Regions from separate parts of the Homo sapiens genome. Here region 1 is linked to region 2. The links are chromatin loops, found by intact Hi-C in ENCODE. Cell type or tissue: heart left ventricle. All regions are shown on one strand. Links, peaks and the distances in the headings refer to the core of each region. The heading gives the core; the rest is flanking DNA.

Region 1 (10,754 bases), core at 2,375-10,374, 96 kb before region 2:
TGAGAGGCTTGGGGTGGGGCTGAGCGCAGTCTGCAGGTGGGTCTGGCTGCTCAAGAGGGCAGACCTGAGCAGCCTTGGCCAGGCTGCAGGCTGGGGTCAAGGTGGTCCCAACCCAAGTATTGGGTGGCCATGGCCACTAAAGTGTCTGAAGGGTGGCTGGAGGAGGCATCTCAGTGGCTGGCCTGATGGGCATCGGGCTCTCAGTCCTGACCCCAGGGCCCAGTCACTGTGCCTCCAGCCTCTGGGAGTCCAGAGCAGCAACACTCATGTATCAGGAAGGTCTGATGAACAGCAGTGGCACGATCTTGGCTCACTGCAGCCTCGACCTCCTGGGCTCAAGTGACCCTGCCACCTCAGTCCCCCAAGTAGCTGGGACTACAGGCACGTGCCACCATGTCTAGCTAATTTTTGTATTTTTTGTAGAGATGGGGTTTCACTATGTTGCCCAGGCTGGTCTCGAACTCCTGAGCTTAGGCATTCGGCCCACCTCGGCCTCCCAAAGTGCTGGGATTACAGGCGTGATGAACCACCATGCCCAGCTAATGAACAGTCCTTACTGCTCTGATGGCAAGCTCCCATCCTGCCCTCCATCCTCACCTGGGGCTCTGCAAGGTGTGTTCCCCAAGATGCACTGAACCTGGGGCACATAGGGCTCCCCAGGATGCAGTGAGCCTGGGGAGGCTGGGTCTTTGGCCTGCAGCGGAGCTTCAGGCCGGCCACACTTTCAGCCCACCCAGCTGGCTGCTCTGAGGCATGGAGCTCTACAGCAGGCTCTGCCCTGGAGAGCTTATGCCATAATGGCCACTTAGTCCTGGCATGGGGCTCAGGGGAGTGTCACTTTGTCTCCTGACAGCCAGGGCTGTGTTTTATCATCTCTGGATTTCCAATACCCAACACTTGGCATCAAGGGCATTCAAGGGTATTCTGTCCACAAGCTTTTTTTTTTTTTTTTTGAGACAGAGTTTCGCTCTTGTTGCCCAGGCTGGAGTGCAATGGCGCAATCTCGGCTCACCACAGCCTCCGCCTCCCAGGTTCAAGCGATTCTCCTACCTCAGCCTCCCTAGTAAGCGGGACTACAGGCATGCACCACCACACACAGGCTAATTTTTTGTATTTTTAGTTGAGACGGGGTTTCTCCATGTTGGTCAGGCTAGTCTCGAACTCCCAACCTCAGGTGATCCGCCCACCTCGGCCTCCCAAAGTGCTGGGATTATAGGCATGAACCACCGCGGCTGGCCCCCAAGCATTTCTTGAGTTACTTCTCTGCCAGGCAGTGATGCCCCGGTCTCCTGGTGTACAGCCCCCAGCACGTGTTGGCCAACGTGGGCTGCTCCAGCCCTGGGCTCATGGGGGCCCAGTCTGGAGAGCAGATAGGCCAGAGACATGCTGTCACTCTGCTGGGGTAAGCACAGAGCTGGTGGTGGCCCCGGCACCCTCTAGGGCATGATAAAGGCACTCAGCCTGGAGCTTGGGGACAGCTTCCTAGAACAGGTGGCACTGCCCAGCTGCAGCTGGAGGAGAGAAGAGAGCAGGATGGAGAGGGGAGCTGGGGCTCACAGACACTTCCCAGTGAGGGCCCCCAGAGCACCTCCACTGTGAGCAGAGCAATGGCTTGTGGCACTAGCAGCACCAGGCTTGTCTAGAGCGGTGGCCTCTTCATATCAGATCATTTCTCAGCCCCTCTTCCCCACATGACGGTAGATGAGCTTCAGCATCGGTCGGGGAAGAACACGATGGCAGAGCAGTACTCAGCTGCAGAGAGCTTTGAAGTGAATGCACGTGTTAGTCCTAACACATCCACAGACCCTGTGCAGAGGCGCACCTGGAGGGAGCGTGCTGTGTTTTGCTTACTCCGCTGCGCCATCTCCTGAGCCAGCTGTTGAGTAGTCAGAGCGCAGCAGCCACACCGCATCTGGGGCAAGTTGAGTCAAGATCATTGTGGTTCCCTCAGTCACTCTGAGGCTGCCCAGGGGCCCGGGGCCCCCAGGCTTTAAAGTGTTCTCTCAGTCATGTTTCCTTTCCAAATTCACTCATTCCACAAAGATGGTGGGAGGTACTGGGTTAGAGTGGTGACCACATCAGCTATGGTTACCTCCCACCGATGGGAGCGCACAGACCCCCAAGGGCAGCTGCAAGGGAACGCTGGGTAGAGCGGGTGTGAGGAGGGCGGGGCAGCGGGAGGTTAGGGGGGCGCATTCACCCAGCCATAAGAGGTCAGGGAGCTTCTAGAGCAAGATGTGGTGGAGGCAGTAGCCGAGGAAAGGGATAAGGTGGAAGAGGGTTCCCAAGACAGGGAACAGTGTGGAAAGGCACAGACACTGAGAGGAGGCAAGTGGCACTGCAGGGAAGGAGCTCAGGCAGGGGAGCTGCAGGGCCTGGTGTGCAGGGGAGAACCCTCTGACCGTGGGTGGGAAGTGGGTGGCAAGGAGGGCATGAGACCCACCCCCACCCAGGAGAACGAAGCAACAGGCCTTGGGGGCTGGCTCCCTCCCGTACAGGGGGGTGCGAACATTCAGGCTGGATGGGTGAGTGGCTGATGGCAGGGCCTGAGAAAGCCGACCAGGAGGAAGTGCAGGAGGATGGGGGTGGGAGAGTGAGCAGGTCCCAGGCTGGGTGCTGGGTTGCTGGGTGCTGGGTTGGGGAGTCTCTGAGGCTACCAGATAGAAGCTTCTGTGTATGCAAAACATCAGGTTTGTTGCCCAGAGAGCCCTGGGCTGGGAATGGATGTGGCTCTCCTTGGAGCTGGATGGGAAGACGTGTAGGGCAGAGTGAGTGATCCTGAGAAGCACACAATGGAAGAGACGGAGCCTTCAGAAGAGGAAGCTGGGGACTGCAGGGACACAGAGGCCGTCAGCATACCTCACCTGCCTGCTCCCTGGCGTTCCTGGGGGTAGATGTTCCTAAGGGAGGCGTGTGGGGGTGGCCCCATGTCCCTGATGACTGCTTCCCTCCCCAGAAACCCCTGCAGCAGCTGTGGAACGCCATCCTGCTGGTGGCCATGCTCCTGTGCACAGGCCTCGTGGTCCAGGCCCAGCGGCAGGCGTCGCGGCAGAGCCAGCGGGAGCTCGGAGGCCAGGTGGGAGCCAGCCCCAGGGAGCCCCAGCACCCTCAGCCCTTGGACCTGCAAGACTGTGCCCGTCCTCTCCCCACAGGTGGACCTGTTTAAGCGCCGCGTGGTGCGGAGACTGGCATCCCTCAAGACACGGCGCTGCCGGCTGAGCAGGGCAGCGCAGGGCCTCCCAGATCCGGGTGCTGAGACCTGTGCGGTGTGCCTGGACTACTTCTGCAACAAACAGGCTAGTGCCCCGGGTAGAGACCAGCCATCAGCTCACCTGTGATGCCTCCCACCTTACTCCTGGGACCTTGGAACCACCACCACCAGGCCCTTCTCCTTCAGCCCCCAGGGCCACAGAGCAGAATTTCAGGGGGGTGGGGGAAGCCGTGAGGTTTCAGTTCCCCAGCTGAGGCGAGGGGCATGGGACCAGGCACCCCCACGTGGAGTCCTGCTTCGGTGACCTGAGCCCTTCCTCCCCCACCCCTGTAGTGGCTCCGGGTGCTGCCCTGTAAGCACGAGTTTCACCGAGACTGTGTGGACCCCTGGCTGATGCTCCAGCAGACCTGCCCACTGTGCAAATTCAACGTCCTGGGTGAGCACCAGGGGTGGGGTCCCTCGGCCTACTCTGCCTGCTCCTCACCTGATGCCTCTCTCCCTGTTCTTCTTCCCCTCCCCTGCAGGGAACCGCTACTCCGATGATTAGCTGCCCAGCTGGACTCTGCACATGGGGATGGACCCTTCCTGCCTGCACCCCGGTCCTCAGCCTGGGCTCCCAGGACAGGACAGGATGGGACAGCAGGATAGACAGGACAGCAAGCCCAGTGGGTGGGAGGAAGGATGAGGGCCCCACCATGTCCACACTGGGAAGGAGGGCCCCACAGCTTCAGACTGAGGATCTAGGGCTGGGACCTGTCAGTCAAGGAAGAGAGGTCACTTTGGGACCTTCTCTGCAATCCTGTGACGTGAGTCTGCCCTCCTTACAGGCAGCTCCCAGGTCAATAAGGAAAGAGAATATGGGGCCAGTGTAGCTGTCGCCAGGGTTCTGGGAGCTCCCTGTGGCCTGTCTGGGAATTCCTGGGGGCTGAGACTACAGTGGCCAGGTTTTGTGCTTATTTATTGGGGGGTGGGTTGAGGGAAGAGCTATCTGGCCTTGGGGTACCCTGGCCTGACCGTCTTTCAGGATACTTCTTGTCAAGGCTGTCTGCCTGTTGCCTTTGGTCCTCAAGCACTGGGAGCCATGGGTCCCACTGCCTGTCCAGCCTGGCTCCCTTCCTGGGCCTGGCTAGGACCAGAGGTCTTAGAAACCGTCCTGTTCTGGAATCCTTGGCTGCGGCTTTGTGTTGCTGACCGGGATACTCGAAGCCACAGGATCAATGTGGTGCCTCATCCAGGGGCATCCTTTTTTTTTTTTTTTTTTTTTTTTAAAGAGTTGGAGTAGGGAAGGTTTAATAGTAAAATAAACGTGGCTATATTTTAACATAAGATGTAAAATGTGTATAGGTGTTTTAAGATTTTAAAAAGTTACCTTAGGTTCTACTGCCTGTGGTAGATGGAATTCTAAGATGGCCCCCAAGGTCTCCCACTACCACCTGCCGTGAACATGCCTTGCATTAATATAATTTCTGGAACTGGGACTCAGAGGGATTTTATTTATTTATTTTATTTTTATTTCTTGAGATGGAGTTTCACTCTTGTTGCCCAGGCTGGAGTGCAATGGCGTGATCTCGCCTCACTGCAACCTCCGCCTCCCGGGTTCAAGCAATTCTCCTGTCTCAGCCTCCCAAGTAGCTGGGATTACAGACATGCGCCACCACGCCCGGCTAATTTTGTATTTTTAGTAGAGACGGGGTTTCTCCATGTTGGTCAGGCTGGTCTCGAACTCCCGATCTCAGGTGATCCGCCTGCCTCGGCCTCCCAAAGTGCTGGGATTACAGACGTGAGCCACTGCGCCTGGCTTCTCAAAGGGATTTTATGCCCATGGTTGGGTTCTGTCTTATAGCAAGCTGACCTGAAGATAGGGAAAGTATTTGAGTGTGAGCCTTGCCCTAACCACATGAGCCTATTCAAAGTAGTTTTCTGCTGGTAGAAGAGGAGGAAGTCAGGGATTTGAAGCATGTGGGGGATTCAGCACATGAGAAATCCTCTGTTGTTGACTTGAAGATGGAGGGAGCCCCATGGCAAGGAAGGTGGACGGCCTCTAGGAGCCGTGAGAGGACCTGGCTTACAGCCAGCCAGCGAGGACATGGGGACCTCAGTCCCACAGCCGCAAGGATCGGAATTCTGCCAACAAGTGGAGCTTGGAAGCCAATTCTTCCCCAGAACCGGCAGAAAGGAACGCAACCTGGTAGATGCCTCAATTTCAGCCCTCTGGGACCCGGAGCAAAAAAACCCAGCCACACAGAACCTGGACTTCTGACTGCCAGAACTGGGAGCTAATGAATACATGGCACGGAGTTGGTGGGCGCCTGAGAGAGCTACTCAGCTGTGAGGTCCTTCCCCTGGACTTGAGCACAGGCCTTCTGGCTCAGGGTGCTGAGGGATGGTGCTCCCCTGTGAGGGGGGTGCCCGGGGCACCCCAGCCTCCCTCAGGAACTCCCAGGCCCCTCAGAAGCAGGAAGTTGGGCTGACCAAAGCTGTGGTAGCTCAGCTATATACATGGCCCCTCTTGACCCTTCTCTGTGAACTGAGGTGCTCTACCTGACGGCCTCTTCACCAAGGGAAAATGCTTCAGGCATTTGGGAGCGTGCGCCCTGAGAAGGCCTCAGCAAGTTTTTGGAGATTGTCCTTCACAGGTGAGGTGGCTCAGGGTAGGCTGGTGGCTTCATGAGGAAAACCAGAGCCCCAGATGCTTGGCCGCATGGCACCCTGGGCTGAAGAGACCCCCAAGGGACAGGGATGGGAAAGCCAGGGCTGGCAGGGTGTCCTCTGCTTGGTGGAGGCCTTGCCCCGCCTTCAGTGGCCTCCTGGGGCTATGATCTCCAGGATTTAGAGAAACCTTCATGACGGTCACCATTTCCTAAAGGCAAGGAGTTCCTCAGTGAAAGGAGGCCTGACCTCTTGGGTCCTTAATGTGCCCAGCGCAGGTCCAGAGCCAGGGTGGGAGGCTGAAGGCGTTGCTGCCCTCTGCCTGCTTCAGACATCCTCACCGGCCCTTCCTCTGTCCACTCCCACCTGACCCCTTCCTGAGTCAGTGCGGGCCACTGAGCCAAGGTTCACCCCTCGACCCTTGCTCTGGGGATAGAAAAACGGACCTTCACCTGGCCCAGGTCTTAGGAGCTTCCTCTGCCCTGGGTGTACTCTCCTATCCCACAGCCTCTGTCGGGAGGGAAGCAGGAAGGCCCCTTTTACTGAGGGCCCATAGTGCCAGGACTCTGCTGACTGACTGAACTACATGGCTGGGGACTCAGTGGCCCCTGCCCAGGACAGGGAAGGAAGGGTTCTTTCCTTGGCTCAGTCATACTGTGAGGCAAAGATTGCTGTGGGCCAATGGCTGGGGCTTTATTACAGTGGGTGGGCTGCCAGCCACCTCCCATCCAGCCTCAGCCCTGGGCCACAGGCTACATGGGCCGCTCCTGGGGCTGGTGTGCAGAGCTGGCCTGTCCCCGGCCAGGTGACAGTCTCTTTCTCAGCCTGACCAAGACCTTGATGGGGTTCTGGGTGCAGGTGTCCAAGTGGGTCACACCCTCCAGCAAGGACTTGCTGGGCTGGCTGCAGGGCTGCCGAGATGGGGATGTGCAGGGCTGCCGAGGTGGGGATGTGCAGGGCTGCCGAGGTGGGGATGTGCAGGGCTGCCGAGGTGGGGATGTGCAGGGCTGGCCCAGCAGGGTCCTACCCGTCCTGCTGCTAGGAAGGTGCTGTCTGCCCAGAGGCCTGAAGGAAAACCAGATCCAAGATCCCCTGTGAATGCAGGGAACACTCCACTCACCTGCCCCACCTCCAGTAAAGCCTCACTCACCCTGGGGATGTGCTCTTGGCCTGGACTGGTGGTGTTGCTCCCTGGGTTCCCTTGCTGGAAGGGGACCAGAGCCGGTCCTGCGGGATCAGCTACAAAAAAAAAAAAAAAGCCAGTCTTATAAGGGCCCAGGAGTCCCCTCCCCACTGTACAGAGAGGGTGTCGTAGCCAGGGATGGGGAGGGAAGGGCCGGGCGCATATCCATGGGCCCTTTCACCTAGGGGCAGGGCCTAGGAAGCCTTCCAGGGCCTATTCTCAGCTGCAGAGCCTTGGGCAGGCAGCAAGTGTGGGGAGGTTTCTTTCTGACATGGCTTCTTTTTTTTTTTGTAGAAACGGGGTCCCATTATATTGTCCAGGCTGGTCTCAAACTCCTGGGCTCGAGTGATCTGCCCGCCTCAGCCTCTCAAATTGTTGGGATTACAGGCATGAGCCGCCGCACCCGGCCTGACGAGGCTTCTTGCTGCACTTAAAGGAATGACAGCTATAGAGGGCATATGGGACTGGAAGGCATCGGATCCATAACATCCTCACGCCTTCTGGAAATGTGAAAAATGTTTCACAAAAGCACAGCCTAAGGCCTCATGTGATGAGGTGGGCTCTCCACAAGTTCCCGGGGCAGAGTCTGAAGACCTGCTGCTGGATAGGGGCTTCCTCCTGGTCCCCAAGGGCCCGCCCTCTCAGGCCCACCTTGAGGCCACCCTGCTGGGCCACTTCCCGGATTTTGGACAGCATTGATTGGAGCCGCCCGTTCTCCTCCTGTAGGACCCGGATGCGGATGTCGTTGGACTGCACTTGCCTCTCCATGTGATCTGTGACGTTGCCAGAGTCTGTGGGACATGTTATCTGGGATTCCACGCTGCTGGATCTGCCTCCTGTGCCCAATGGGACAGGACCTTAGAAGGGAGGCACACCAGCTTGGGCAGGTGGCCTGGAGGCACAAAGGAGCTGTGTAGTGCACCAGGCCTCCTAGCTCATCTTCCTTCTCCCGAGGCCTTATTCCCCCTTCCCTGTCCCCCAACCTGCAGGGAAGATGACCATAGTATTATAAAATCTGAGAGCTGGGTGGGACCTAGAGCTCTCAAAAGACTTAGCAAGGCCGGGCGCGGTGGCTCACGCCTGTAATCCCAGCACTTTGGGAGGCCCAGGTCAGGGGATCATTAAGTCAAGAGATCAAGACCATCCTGGCCAACATGGTGAAACCCCGTCTCTACTAAAAATAGAAAAATGAGCTGGGTGTGGTGGCGGGCCCCCGTAGTCCCAGCTACTCAGGAGGCTGAGGCAGGAGAATCACTTGAACCCAGGAGGTGGAGGTTGCAGTGAGCAGAGATTGTGCCACTGCACTCCAGCCTGGCAACAGAGTGAGACTCTGTCTCAAAAAAAAAAAAAAAAAAAAAAAGACTTAGCAAATAAGCATGAGAGGAGAGTGAATCTCTGACAAGGCCCCCCCGTTTTGGACAGGCTACAGCCAAAGTGAGCTGTCCAAGGTCACACGGCCAGCTCAAGCTTGGGAACGGCAGGAATTCCGCCAGGCTGCTCTTCCCCTGCTTTTGTGATGGATGCTTCCTTCTGGCTCCAGGAGCCCGGGAGAATTGCTGCCCCTTCTGGTTCAGTTTCCTGCTATGGGAAATAGCTATGGGGCTATGACCTGCCTCACAAGGTGGTTGAGAAGGGGACAGAAGGGCCTGGATGATGTCTCACGAGCAGCTAACTGCACATCTTCCTGCCAGCTCTGCAAAAGGATTTGCCCTAGTGCTTTAGGGGTCTGGAGGGGCTGGGAGAACCCAGGTCACCTGATATCCAATCCTGTGCCAAGATGGGTACCTAGCACTCCTATGCCATGGGGTCCAGGACAGTGGGCAGCTGGAGGCTGTGTCCTTGGGACTAGTCCCATGGTGTGGTTTGGGGACCCATTCCAAGAACCAAGAAGGGGGACACACAGAAGTCGAGCAAGAATTAGCATGTGACGTAGTGAAGAGCACAGGCTGTGGGGACAACCAGACCTGTGTCTGCGTTTGGCTGTTGTGACTAGAGGCAGTCACATCACTGTTGGGCTTTCACGTCCCTGTCTATGCAGAGTGGATGACGCATGAAGCACTTGCGTGCTGTGGTGGGTCCACAGGGGCTGCGCTGCTGGCCGCCTGGCTTTAACACCCTTGCTGCAGGCTAGGGAGCTGCAGTCCCCAGTGTCCTGCCCACACGAGCCCTCAGCTGCTGGCCCTGAGCCCCAGCATGCCCTTGGCACCATCCCCAGTCCCCTACCATGGATCTGGGTCTCGGTGGGCCTGTGCAGGTCTGGGAAGGCCACCAGCAGCCGCTCCCGCTCCTTCAGCTCCTCCAGCTCCCGTTCTAGCTCCAGGATGGTTAGCCGCAGGTCCGTAGTCGCCTGCTCCAGGCCTTGCTTCTCCCTCTGCAGGCTCTGCAGCAGCTCCTGGGACAGACGGAGGCTCAGGCCTGGCTCCTGAGTGAGCTACATGGTACTCAGCGCCCTGGGGCACCGTCCCTACCCAAGAAAAGACATGGGACAGGCCTGCAGGCACTCAGTTGGCCGGAGACTTCTCTGGCAAAAAGGAAGACCCCCACCCTCACCTGCTGGGCCCTGAGCTGGCATTGCCCCTGCTCCCGCTCGCTCTGCAGCTGCTCCTCCACGCGGGCCCGCTGGGCCTCAGCCTCGTCCAGGCTGCCCCGCAGCTCCTCACGTTCCTGGTCCAGGCTGTCCAGCTGCTTTAGCAGGGCTCGCTGCTTGGCCTGCAGAGACTAAGCAGGAACGGACAAGCAGGGAGGCTGTGAGACCCACAGGGCTAGGCCCAGCCATGTGGAACTAAGGAGGCTACAGCATCTACTACCCCTCGGCTGCTACCCCCCTGGGGTGTGTGTCTGTGTCTAGGGAATGCTGGTCACATGCGTGGAAGGGTAGGGGTCGGGGGAAGCTGGCAGCAGGCAGATGCACACCGGACCTGGTCAAGGCCAGGATCCCAGCTTGAAGACCCCGGCCCTTGGAACGCAGATGGCTGGCTCTGGGGGTCTCACCCCCACTTCCTTCCAGTCATACACAGACCCCACTTGGAGAGGAATTCTGGGAACTAAGTTTTTCTTCTCCTCGGGTCTCCAGTGTCACATCATCCCATGTTGCTGAAGCCCACATTTCCTAACACCCACTGAATGGAAAGCAGGAAGAACTAACGCTGGACTGCTCGGAGTCCTGGCTCCACCTCTCACTAGCTGTGTGGCCTTGGGCAACTTCCTTAACCTCACTCAATAAGGCTGTTTCCTCATTCGTAAAATGGGGGTGACAAGAGTATCTACCTCCTGTTGCTGTAGCGAGGAGTAAGCATCAGAGGCTGCGGCGCCTGAAGCCTGGGTCACAGCAGACACCTGATACATGGCGGCTGTGACAGTTTGCAAGGCACAGAGAACAGCACCCACTTGGGGTAGAAAGGCTTCCCCTACCCTGGGCCCATGTCTGACCCTGGGGACTCTCAACTGAACTCCTGGCTCCTTGCTGAGCTTTTGAGGGTTAGACCCAGCCAAGACAGCCCCCAGACCTGCCCCTTTCACTAGGCAACAGGTCACCTACTCCCTCAACCACACTTCTGAGGACTCCTGTGAGGCCCCATTGCCCAGAGCACAGCTATGCCCCGGGCCCTGGCTCACCCTCTGCCTGCCCTGTCCTTCCCCTGGCTGATGGACTAATTGCCTGTCATGGGCGTCCAGCTCAAAGGCCACCTCCTCCTAGAAGCCATTCTGGAT
Region 2 (10,754 bases), core at 34-8,033:
AGTCATTCCTAAAGTTCAGGGCCAGGAGGATGGGACAGGGACCTGGAGGCCACCTGGAGCCTGCTCTGTCCTCCGGGGCCGCCTCCCTGCTTGGTGAGGCTGGGATCCTGCTATTGCCTGATGGGGCCCCACAGATGACCCAGGGAGACTATCGGGTTCCCTCAGCCCAGACCCACCCATGCTCAGGCAGGGAAGAAGGGTGTGACTTCTGTGTACTCAGAGGTCGTGGTGGCTCCTCAGAAAAGCCAGAACAGGGACAGGCCTCTGGCAATGCGCCCGCCCTGCTCCTGGGGACCAGGGGTCTGGGGCCTCGGGCTACAGATCACAGGAGCCAAGAGCACAGCACAGCCTGGTGAGTGAGCAGCAGGGGCCCCCCGGGCCAGCCCTTCGCTTCAGCCTCAGTTTCCCCATGTGCATGGAGACCTAGGAGACAGCTCTTTCAGGAACATGGGGAGGGGGGCATTTCTTTGGAGTTTGACTTTTTTTTTTTTTTTTAATGGAGTCTCGCTCTGTCTCCCAGGCTGGAGTGCAGTGGCACAATCTCAGCTCACTGCAACCTCCACCTCCCGGGTTCAAGAGATTCTTCTGCCTCAACCTCATGAATAGCTGGGATTACAGGGGGCCGCCACGATGCCAGGCTAATTTTTGTGTTTTTACTAGAGACAGGGTTTCACCACATTGGCCAGGGTGGTCTTGGACTCCTGACCTCAAGTGATCCGCCTGCCTTGGCCTCCCAAAGTGCCACACCAGGCCGAGTTTGTCTTTTGTTGGGGGAGGGGGGTTGGGGGAGTAGGAGTCCCAGTTCCTCTCTTTTGAGGGCCTGGTGTGGGCCCTGGCTTGGGGGATGTCTGGGCTTGAGGTGGGAGCTTCAGAGTCAGGATTCTTGGGGCTGTTTAACCTACAGCTAGTGGGCTCCTGGCCCCATATCCAGCCCTGGGGGTCTCACCATCTGTCTGTCTGCCTATGAGTCATTGCCTGGTTTGGTGTTCCTGTCACCCCGGCTCACCAAGGGCCTCAGGCCTCTCTTGGGTCCCTCATACCAAGTCCCAACCTGGCCTCCGCTAGTTCTTGGGGTTGTCCACGAGGCTGGCCTGGGTGAGGGGCCACAGGTGCACCACTGCGGGCTGCTCTGACTCACACAGGCCTGAGGTCAGTGTGCCTGTGTGTGTCTCTGCCACATACCTGTGTGTCTGTGTGGAGGATTTTTAGCTCCTAGATAATAGGGTCCTTAGGGGTCACTGGGCCAGCTCTTCGCCTCCAGCAGGCTACAGATAGGGCCACCTTCCTAGGAGTGCTGGGGAGATCATGAGACCAAGCTGGGCTCAGGGGCACAGAACTTGGGAAGTGCCCCAGGGACACACAGATGAGAAAGTGGGGGGCATCTTCCAGGAACGTGACCCGGAATCTCACACGCAGCTGATGCTGTGTGTCAGGTCAGACAGGCTGACCTTGAGATCTCTCAGGTTAAGGTGGAGACTCACAGAGCTACCTCCTAGTCCCATCCAGGCCCCCAGAGAGTCCTGGGGCACAGGAAGCTGGTCTGGTCAGCCTGGGTCCGGGGTTGGGCTCCATGTGGGTCATTCATAACCGAGGTTGGGGGCACTTACTGGCATGCAGCCCACATCCTTCACCTTGGGAGCTCTTGGTCACCTGTCCACATCAGCACAGGCTGGGGAGCCGAAGTGCCTGTCTTCATAAAGATGGTAGCAGGTCCCAGGGAGGGGCCTGCCCACGGTCCCTCAGGGAGAGGGAGGGGGCTCTCTGCCCTCCAACTGCCAGCCTGGTGCCCAGCATCTGCAGGGAGGATGTGGGCCTGGGTGGGTGGGGACGGGAGATGAGGAAACCTCAGCCAGGCAGAGTCAGCGGATTACTTCCACCCTTTCTCATCTTCATGCCTAGACAGAGGAAGTGAACTCCTAAATTCCCCTCTCCGAAATACTGGAGCAGAGATTTAGGATTTAAAGTCCTCATCTCCCTCCCAGGTGGGTGAGGCTGCTGGGTCGCATGCTTGCCAAATGGTTCCACAGCTGGCTTTTTGGTTCTCTGTAGAGGTGAGAAGAAACTGTACATGTTCTTCATCTTCCTCTGGGACCCAGGATCCTGCCCAGTGGGAAGGGCCTGAGCAGGAGGCAGGAGAAAGGAGTAGCCGGGGATGCTGAGCCGTCTGCGGCTGGCTTACTGAGCGAGCACAGGGAAGCCACTTCCCTCATTCGCCTGTATGGGAGGGCAGGTGTTGTGCTTGGTTAATTTACATCTATACAGTCTACATGTTGCTTAAGGAGAGGGGATACATTCTGAGAAATGCATCATTAGGCGATTTGGTTGTCGTATGAACGTCATAGAGTGTACTCACACAAACCTAGTTGGGATAGCCTGCTACACACCTGGGCCAGCTGGGCTAGCCTGTTGCTCCTGGGCTGCAAACCTGTACAGCATGTTTCTGTGCTGAATACTGTAGGCAGTTATAATGCAATGGCGAGTGCTTACATACCTAAACATAGACAAGGCACAGTAAAAATGCGGTATAAAAAAAGCATAGCCAGGTGTGGTGGCTCACACCTGTAACCCCAGCACTTTGGGAGGTTGACGCAGGAGAATCACTTGAGCCTAGGAGTTTTACCCAGGTGGAGACCAGTCTGGACAACATGGCGAAAGCCCATCTGTACAATAATAATAATAATAATTTTAAAATCGCTGGGCATGTGGCTCACATCTGTAATCCCAGCAGTTTGGGAGGCTGAGGCGGGTGGATCATGAGGTCAAGAGATTGAGACCATCCTGACCAACATGGTGAAACCCCTTCTCTACTAAAAATACCAAAAATAATTAGCTGGGCATGGTGGCACGCGCCTGTAGTCCTAGCTACTCTGAAGACTGAGGCAGGAGAATGGCGTGAATCTGGGAGGCAGAGCTTGCAGTGAGCCGAGATTGCACCACTGCACCCCAGCCTGGGCAACAGAACAAGACTCTGTCTAAAAAAAAAAAGAAAAAAAGCTAGGGCCGGGCACGGTCGCTCACGCCTGTAATCCCAGCACTTTGGGAGGCCAAGGCGGGCAGATCACAAGGTCAGGAGATCGAGACCATTCTGGCTAACATAGTGAAACCCCGTCTGTAGTAAAAATACAAAAAAAAAAAAAAAAAAAAAAATTAGCCAGGCGTGGTGGCGGGCACCTGTAGTCCCAGCTACTTGGGAGGCTGAGGCAGGAGAATGGTGTGAATCTGGGAGGCGGAGCTTGCAGTGAGCCAAGATCACGCCACTGCACTCCAGCCTGGGCGACAGAGCGAGACTCTGTCTCAAAAAATAAAAAAAAAAAAAGCTGGGCATGGTGGTGTGTGCCTGTAGTCCTAGCTACTCAGCTACTCAAGAGGCTGTGAGGAGGGAGGATCACTTGATCCCAGGAGTTGAAGGCTACAGTGAGTTATGATCATGCCACTGCACTCCAGCCTGGGTGACAGAGCAAGACTCTGTCTCTCAATTAATTAATTATAAAAACAGTACACCCACCAGGCGTGGTGGCTCACGCCTGTGATCCCAACACTTTGGGAGGCCGAGGTGGGCAGATCACAAGGTCAGGAGTTTGAGACTAGCCTGGTCAACATGGTGAAACCCCACCTCTACTAAAAATACAAAAATTAGCCAGGCATGGTGGTGCACGCCTATAATCCTAGCTACTCGGGAGGCTGAGGCAGGACAATTGCTTGAACCCAGAAGGTGGAGGTTGCAGTGAGCTGAGATCGCACCACTGCACTCCCGCCTGGGGGACAGAGCGAGACTCCATCTCGGAAACAAAACAAAACAAAATAAAAAATACCCAAATAGGACATTTACCATGAATAAAGCTTGCAAGACTAGAAGTTGCTCGGGGTGAGTCAGTGAGTGAGTGTGAGTGAATGTGAAGGCTTAGGACGTTACCGTACATTACTGTAGACTTGATAAACACTGTATACTTAGGCTACACTAAATTTACTAAAAATATTTTTCTTTCTTCAATGATAAATGAACCTTCACTTACTATAACGTTTTACTTTGTAAACTTTTATTTTTTTAATTTTTAAATCTTTTGTATTAACACTCAGCTTAAAACACATTGTACAGCTAAACAAAAATATTTTCTTTATATCCTTACTGCATAAGCTTTTTTCTATTTTAAAATTAAATTTTTTACAACTTTTTAAACATTTTTGTTAAAAAAACTAAGACCAAGCCGGGCACAGTGAGTCATGCCTGTAATCCTAGCACTTTGGGAGGCCAAGGCAGAAGGACTACATGAGCCCAGGAATTCGAGACCAGCATGGGCAACATGGCAAGACCCTGTCTCTACAAAAAATAAAAATTAGCTGGGTGTAGTGGTACGCACCTGTGCTCCCAGCTACTCAGGAGGTGGGAGTGGGAGGATTGCTTGGGCTCAGGAGGTCAAGGCTGCAGTGAACTGTGTTTACGCCACTGCACTCTAGCCTGGGCAACAGAGCAAGACCCTGTCTCAAAAAACAAAAACAAAAACCCACCAAAACTATGACCAACACGCACACACTAACACACTAGCCTAGGTCTATACAAGGTTGGATCATCCAGACATCACTAGACGCCAGGAACCTTTGAGCTCTATTATAATCTTGCAGGACCACCATCATATATGTGGTTCATCATTGATGCAAATGTTATGCGGTGCATGACTGTATATTCAACGCATGCTCTTGTTATCCCTATTTTACCCAGGTGGACATGAAGCACAGAGAGGTGAAGTGCCTTGCCCAGTGTCACACAGCTGGGCAGTGCGGAACCAGAATTCCAAAAGAAGGTTAGGAGTCCCCACAGGAGCCTGGGGAGTTTCCTTGGGCAAAGAGACAATTTAGCTGAACCCTGAGGGATGGGAGATTTTGCAAGATCCCTTGCAATCCCAGCTGTCTGCGTCGGTGGCCGGGTGTCTGCTGCTGGTGGCAACGGATGTGTGGGCGGGCACGCGAGGCCTGGCCCTGGCTCCTTCCTGACCCAGGGCTGGCAGGGTGGGTGTGTTGGGCAATGGCCGCGGTTTGCATCTCACTTTCCCAGGCAAGCCCCGGCACTGGGGTTCCAGAGCCAGGCTGCCTCTTATGGGGTACCCAGAGCTGCCTTCCCGGGGGTTGGTCATGGTGCCATGTGGATGTGTGTGCTGCATGGGTGACTGTGCCGCAGGGGTGTCTGCAAGCTGCACGGGTGTGTGTACTGCATGGGTGCATGCTGCTTGGGTGTGTGTGGGCAGCATTGCCTTTGCAGTGAGTGCAGACCTCTGTGTATACGTCTCTACAGATGAGTCTGTTTTGGCAGGAAGGTGCACATGTATGTGAGACAGTTTACCCACATGTAGAAGTGACGTTGTGTCCTGGTGTGGGTGTGTACTTGGACCTCTATTGGAGGTCAGGCTGTCTGTGGGTGTACATGTATCTGCTTACATAAGAACACTGGCTCTCTTTCTGCATGTGTGCCTGCCTGCATGTATATGGCTGTATGTGTCTGTGCGTCTGTGTATGTGTGTACACATGTGAGTGTTGGGGGGGGTCTATGTTTCTGCAAGTCTGTTTTTCTATGTGTCAGGGCTGGTTTTGTATGTTTTTGAGAGTATGCGTGCATGGAGGCATCTTCCATGTTTTTTTTTGTTTTGTTTTTTGAGACAGGTCTCACTCTGTCACCCAGGCTGGAATGCAGTAGCACGATCTCGGCTCACTGCAACCTCTGCCTCCCAGGCTCAGCCGCTTCTCCTGCCTCAGCCTCCCAAGTAGCTGGGATTACAGGCGTGCGCCACCACGCCCGGCTAATTTTTGTATTTTCAGTCAAGTTAGTCACCATGTTAATCAGGCTGGTCTCAAACTCCTGACCTCAGGTGATCCACACTTGGCCTCCCAAAGTGCTAAGATTACAGGCATGAGCCACAGCGCCCAGCCGTCTTTCACGTTTTTGTGTTCACACATGTGCCTATGTGTACCCTCTTGTCTACTTCTCTACCCTGAACCCACATGCCCTCAGGCCTCCCTGCCTCTCCCTGATCAGGGGACATTTGCTACTGCACTGCCACCTCCCCCAGTGCTGGTTCCAGTGCCCAGCTCTCAGAAGGCCCAGCTCCCATGCAGTCACCAGTACCCTCCACCTTCCATCTTCCTGCCCTGGCTCCCTCAGCCTTGGCCTCTCCAGTTTCCCTCCTACCCGCTCCCTCCTCTCCTTCTCTGTCCCCTTCTTCTGTCTGCAGCCAGAAGCACGACTGCCCCTCCTTTCTGCCCACTGTGCCCAGAGCTGCTCAGCCTGGACTCTGCTCAGCCAGCCTGCCCTGACACAGAGCCCCCCCACCCTGCTGGCTCTCCAGCCCAGTGCTCCTCCCCAGTCGGCACCCCATGCTTTCCAGGGACCGGATTCAGCCACGGATGTCCTCTCCTCTGTTGCTGTCTTAGACTCCCCGCTGGCCTCCCTGCCTCAGTCTCAATCCTAGTGTGTCCTCTCCCTCCCTGATCACAGCCCCCTGCTCACGAGACCTGCCTTTGAGACCTCCCAGCCTGCACCAGCTTTCCGGTTGGCGCCTCCCCATGCTTGTTCTCTCCCAAAGAGGAAAGCCTTCCCAGCTGCCATCAGGCAGTGTCCTAAGCCAGCATGCCTCGGCCTTTGCAACTTAAGTGAGGCTTTTCTGTGTCTAAGAATAAGAGCTCTTAGATAAGTGCACAATAGGCAATAAAACAGGAAGAGCCAGGGGAGGCCCTTGGACTTTCTCCTGCCCCCTTGACGTCTGACTCACTGTCTTCCAGCCCCCTTGGCTTTCCTGGGGTGGTTGTGTTTTTCAGCTCTGCCTTAAAAATTTTTTTTAATTGCAATGAGCTTCACATAATATATAAAACCAGCCATTTTAAAAATGACTAATTGGGCTGGGTGCCATGCCTGTAATCCCAGCGCTTTGGAAGGCTGAGGTGGGCGGATCACTTGCGCTCAGGAGTTTGAGACCAGCCTGGGCAACATGGCAAAACCCCATCTCTACTAAAAGCTAGCCGGGCCTGTTGGCACGTGCCTGTAGTCCCAGCTGCAGGGGGTGGCTTGAGGTGACTTCAGCCCAGGAGATGGAGGTTGCAGTGAGCTGAGATCATGCCATTGCACTCCAGCCTGGGCAAAGGAGCCAGACCTTATCTCCAAAAAAAAAAAAAAAAGAAAAAGAAAAAAGAAAAAAAAAAAAACAAATTCAGGAATTCGGGGCCCTTTCGTACATTCACAATGTTGCACAACTGTCTAGTTCTGAAACATCTTCATGAATCCAAAAAGAAACCCCACGTTCATTAATAGCCACTCCCCATTCCTCCCTCCCCCGGCCCCTGGCGACCACCAGTCTGCATTCTGTCTCTATGGATTTGCCTATGGTGGATATTTCTTGCAATGGAATTGTGTAATAGGTGACATTTTGCATCTAGATTCTTTGGTTCAGCATAACGTCTTTGGGGTTCATCCACGTTGCAGTGTGTTTTAGTGCTTCACTCTTTTTTATGGCTGAATAATAGTCCATGGTTTGCGTAGACCACATTTTGTTTCTTTTCTCTTTTTTTTGAGATAGAGTTTCACTCTTGTCGCCCAGGCTGGAGTGCAATGGCGCCATCTTGGCTCATTGCAACCTCCACCTCCCGGTTCAAGAGATTCTCTTGCCTTAGCCTCCTGAGTAGCTGGGACTACAGGCGCCCGCCACCACGCCCGGCTAATTTTTGTATTTTTAGTAGAGATGGCGTTTCACCATGTTGGCCAGGCTGATTTTGAACTCCTGACCTCAGGTGATCCACCTGCCTCAGCCCCCCAAAGTGCTGGGATTACAGGCATGAGCCACCGTGCCCGGCTGTATTATCTGTTAAAGGACATTTGGGTTGTTTTCACCTTTCGGTTACTAAGCTCTGCCTTCTTGACTGTGGAGGCGCCCAGCACTTGTGTTTAATGACACATTGTTCTGCCTTCCTTCTGTATATGCTTGTTCTGTGGACAGAGTGACCTGGCCCTGGCCAGTCACCCTCTATCACCCATTGAATGGCCACCAGCAGGCCCTTGGATGGAGCAAGCGCTGATGGCCTTCTCTCCCCTCAGAACTACCGGATTTGTTTCTCTTTTTCGTATCAGAATAAACACCCTGAGTTTCCTTGGTGTCTCTCCGAGAATAAGACGGGGAGGAAAGCTACCCTTGCACAGCGCCTGTCCCAGGGCACTTCCTCCAGGTGGTGATCCACATCCCTGGGAGCCCCACCTCTTTGTCCCAGACTTCCCCTTGGGATCAGGGCTGTCATTTGTAGACAGCCCCACTGGGACCCTGGCCGCTTCCCACCATCTTCTGCAGTTGCCTCTTTGTTGGGCAAAGACTCTGAGGTTTTGCAGCACTTGCTGTGCCCGTGCAGCTGGCACCAACAGAACGTTCTGAGTCTGACCAACTTCCTCCCTGTCCTCCGTGCCTCCTGCCTCTATCTTCATGCTTGTGTGGGACGAAGGACTCCCAGCTCCAAGTGCCAGAAAACCAGCACAGCTAGCAAAGAGGGGACCTGTGTCTTGTCCCGTGTGGCTGGGACACACCACGTGTATGTCCCTGGCTTCAACAGGGATCAGGGCTCAGGGAGACCCCTCAGCCTCCCTGGCTGCGCCGGGCACATTCTTGTCCACTCTGCAGGACCCCACACCTCTGCCTGTGAGGCTGGGGAAGGTGGTTTTCCATAGCGGCAGATTAGTGATATCCCAGCCATGTGACAGAGGTATGCTTCCTGAGTCTGACGTCATTCCAGGGAAGGATTCTGATTGGTGCTGTTCAGGACACAGGTGCATTGCTACACCACAAAAGCGAGGGTGAGTCAGGTGCTCCCTTCTGTGGCCTGGGTTGAGAAATGGGTGGTCCATCAGTGGGTTTTCCAGACCCTTCCATGTGCCGGGTGTTGGCCCTTGTATGCACATGTGTGAGCGTGTGCGTTTACTCACCCTTCAAAACCTGGCTATAAAAAGACATTCGGTGCAGATTCATTTGACCGGAAGCCTTTTCCTTCTCTCTGATTTATCCTCCACATCTAGCCTGTGCCCAGCACACACAGTGGGTACTTAAATATAGGTCAAATGACAGACTGAGAACCCACTGTGATTTGTCTGTTTTTGCAAAAGGTAGGACTGCCCCCTTCCACGAAGACCAATCTCTTTCTATGAGACCATCAGGTGCCACTCATGTGGAATTCATTCTGAAGTGAACCCTTTAAAAGAAGCACCAGTGGCTTTTTCTTTTTTAGTCAATTTTCCGGGAAAGTGCTGAAATCTGCAGTGAGTGAAAGAGCAGATTTTGATTTCCCTTTAAAAAAATTATCATAAAAGAGAAACTCAGCGTCTTTGAAATTGAAGCTTCCCAGAAACAAAATCACATGCTCTGATGGACTGTGATTGATAGAGTTCTGATTCTTCGGGAGAGGGGACCGGGAGAATGCATGGAAAAGGGCCTGAGAGACTTGTTCCTGCCCACAGCGAGATGGCCCTGCACTTCCAGAGGCCTGGCTCTGGGTTCACCAGATGTGGGACAGGGACGCCTCTGGGTCCTGCAGCCTGGGAGCCACAGCTCACCTTTCCCCAGGCTTCTAAAGATGGCTGCAGCTATATGGCTGTGCATTCATCGGTTCACCAAGAATGTATGGAGAGCCTATTACATTCTGGGGGCTTTGCTGTGCTCTGGAGAGGCAATGGGGGTGGGGGCCACAACCACAGTATACACCCTCTGAGAGTTTCCAGTCTGGCTGGAGAGACAACCTCATAGTTTTAAAAATGTACACCTCTGAAGAGCGTGGTGTGGAGGGATACGTGGTACTCTGGGAGGGTGCCAGGAGGCGGGTTGGGACCAGCCTGGGGTGAGGAAGGTCAGGGAGGTCTTCCCTGAAAAGGTGCAGCGTGGACTGGACGTTGATATCTAGGTGGCAGGTCACAGGTAGAGTGCTCAGGAAGTGGGAACGGCATGTGCAAAGGCCCTGAGGTGAGAGCTGCTCCCGGAAGGACTGAGGAAGGCCAGAGAAAGGCAGGCAAAAGAAAGGTACTAGTGAGGCTGGGAGGTGGGCAGGACCTGGTGGCTGTGGTAATGACTTTGGCCTTATCAGAATGGCAATGGGAAGACAGGGACTGTTTAAGCAGAAGGACTCGACCCGGCTGTGTGGTATGAGCCCCTCCCTAGGGGCCGCAAAAGCAACAAAGCCTAGTGGGATGCCATCACCCCTCACTCCTCATCTTCCTCCCTGTCAGACTTCCAGCCACACCTGCCATTCTCTGAACTAGGCCTGTGCCGTCCTGCGCCCTGGCTGGCCTCCCACTGTGACAGGGAACCTCCTCCCTCTCCTGGCTCCTTCCCCAAGCTGTTGTTTTTGCTTTCCTCAAGCCACTTGGCAACATCAGTTCTGGACAACCCATTGGGCATGCGGGTCGATCTGGTGGCTCTAGGAGGGTGCCTGGGCTCCAGTGTGCCTTTGCTCCCTCCCAGGTCTCTGCCTCTCAGGCCTCAGCTTCACCATCTGCAGGACAAAATAATGATACTTGCCTCCTAAAGTGGTTACAAGGATTCAATGCTTAGGACTGGGACCAGTACGCAGAGGTTGCTCCAGAAATATTCCCGATAATGATGACTGGTACCCCATTCACCCAAACATTTTTGGCCAGACTCTGACGTTTCAAAATAGGCATGGTATGTTGTCATCACGAGAAAAGTCAGACTAGACTTCCTTATCTTTGTTTGATGCTGAGGGTAGTTTTTAGTTAGCATAGT

What was found. Peaks named below come from ENCODE experiments on the same cell type or tissue, not always from the same donor. Only the 100,000 strongest peaks of a DNase experiment are listed, where the experiment ranks them.
Region 1: a loop joins it to region 2, with 3 times the contacts of the local background. A loop is called at or near these places in 103 of 110 quality-filtered maps.

Annotation. Positions count from the first base shown.
Region 1 is chr22:30,372,604-30,383,357 of GRCh38, reverse strand. It overlaps CCDC157 (coiled-coil domain containing 157), which reads right to left. Exons shown (of 12, transcript NM_001017437.5): 8 at 9,594-9,761; 9 at 9,267-9,435; 10 at 7,695-7,879; 11 at 7,011-7,099; 12 at 4,685-6,925. The coding sequence ends at 6,613. It overlaps RNF215 (ring finger protein 215), which reads left to right. Exons shown (of 9, transcript NM_001017981.2): 6 at 2,957-3,076; 7 at 3,153-3,296; 8 at 3,545-3,647; 9 at 3,736-4,537. The coding sequence ends at 3,758. KIAA1656 (KIAA1656 protein) reads left to right here and starts at 5,453. Exons shown (of 2, transcript NR_046312.1): 1 at 5,453-5,847; 2 at 7,338-10,754. In heart left ventricle, for the core only: no CTCF peak of the experiment used is centred there; no DNase peak of the experiment used is centred there.
Region 2 is chr22:30,273,828-30,284,581 of GRCh38, reverse strand. No RefSeq gene overlaps it. Among named protein-coding and RNA genes, the nearest start is that of CASTOR1, 10 kb to the left of the region's middle. RefSeq lists enhancers at 5,838-6,366, 6,367-6,895, 7,767-8,356. In heart left ventricle, for the core only: no CTCF peak of the experiment used is centred there; DNase peaks (open chromatin) are centred at 291, 1,732, 4,961, 6,502 and 1 weaker place; H3K27ac peaks cover 556 bases.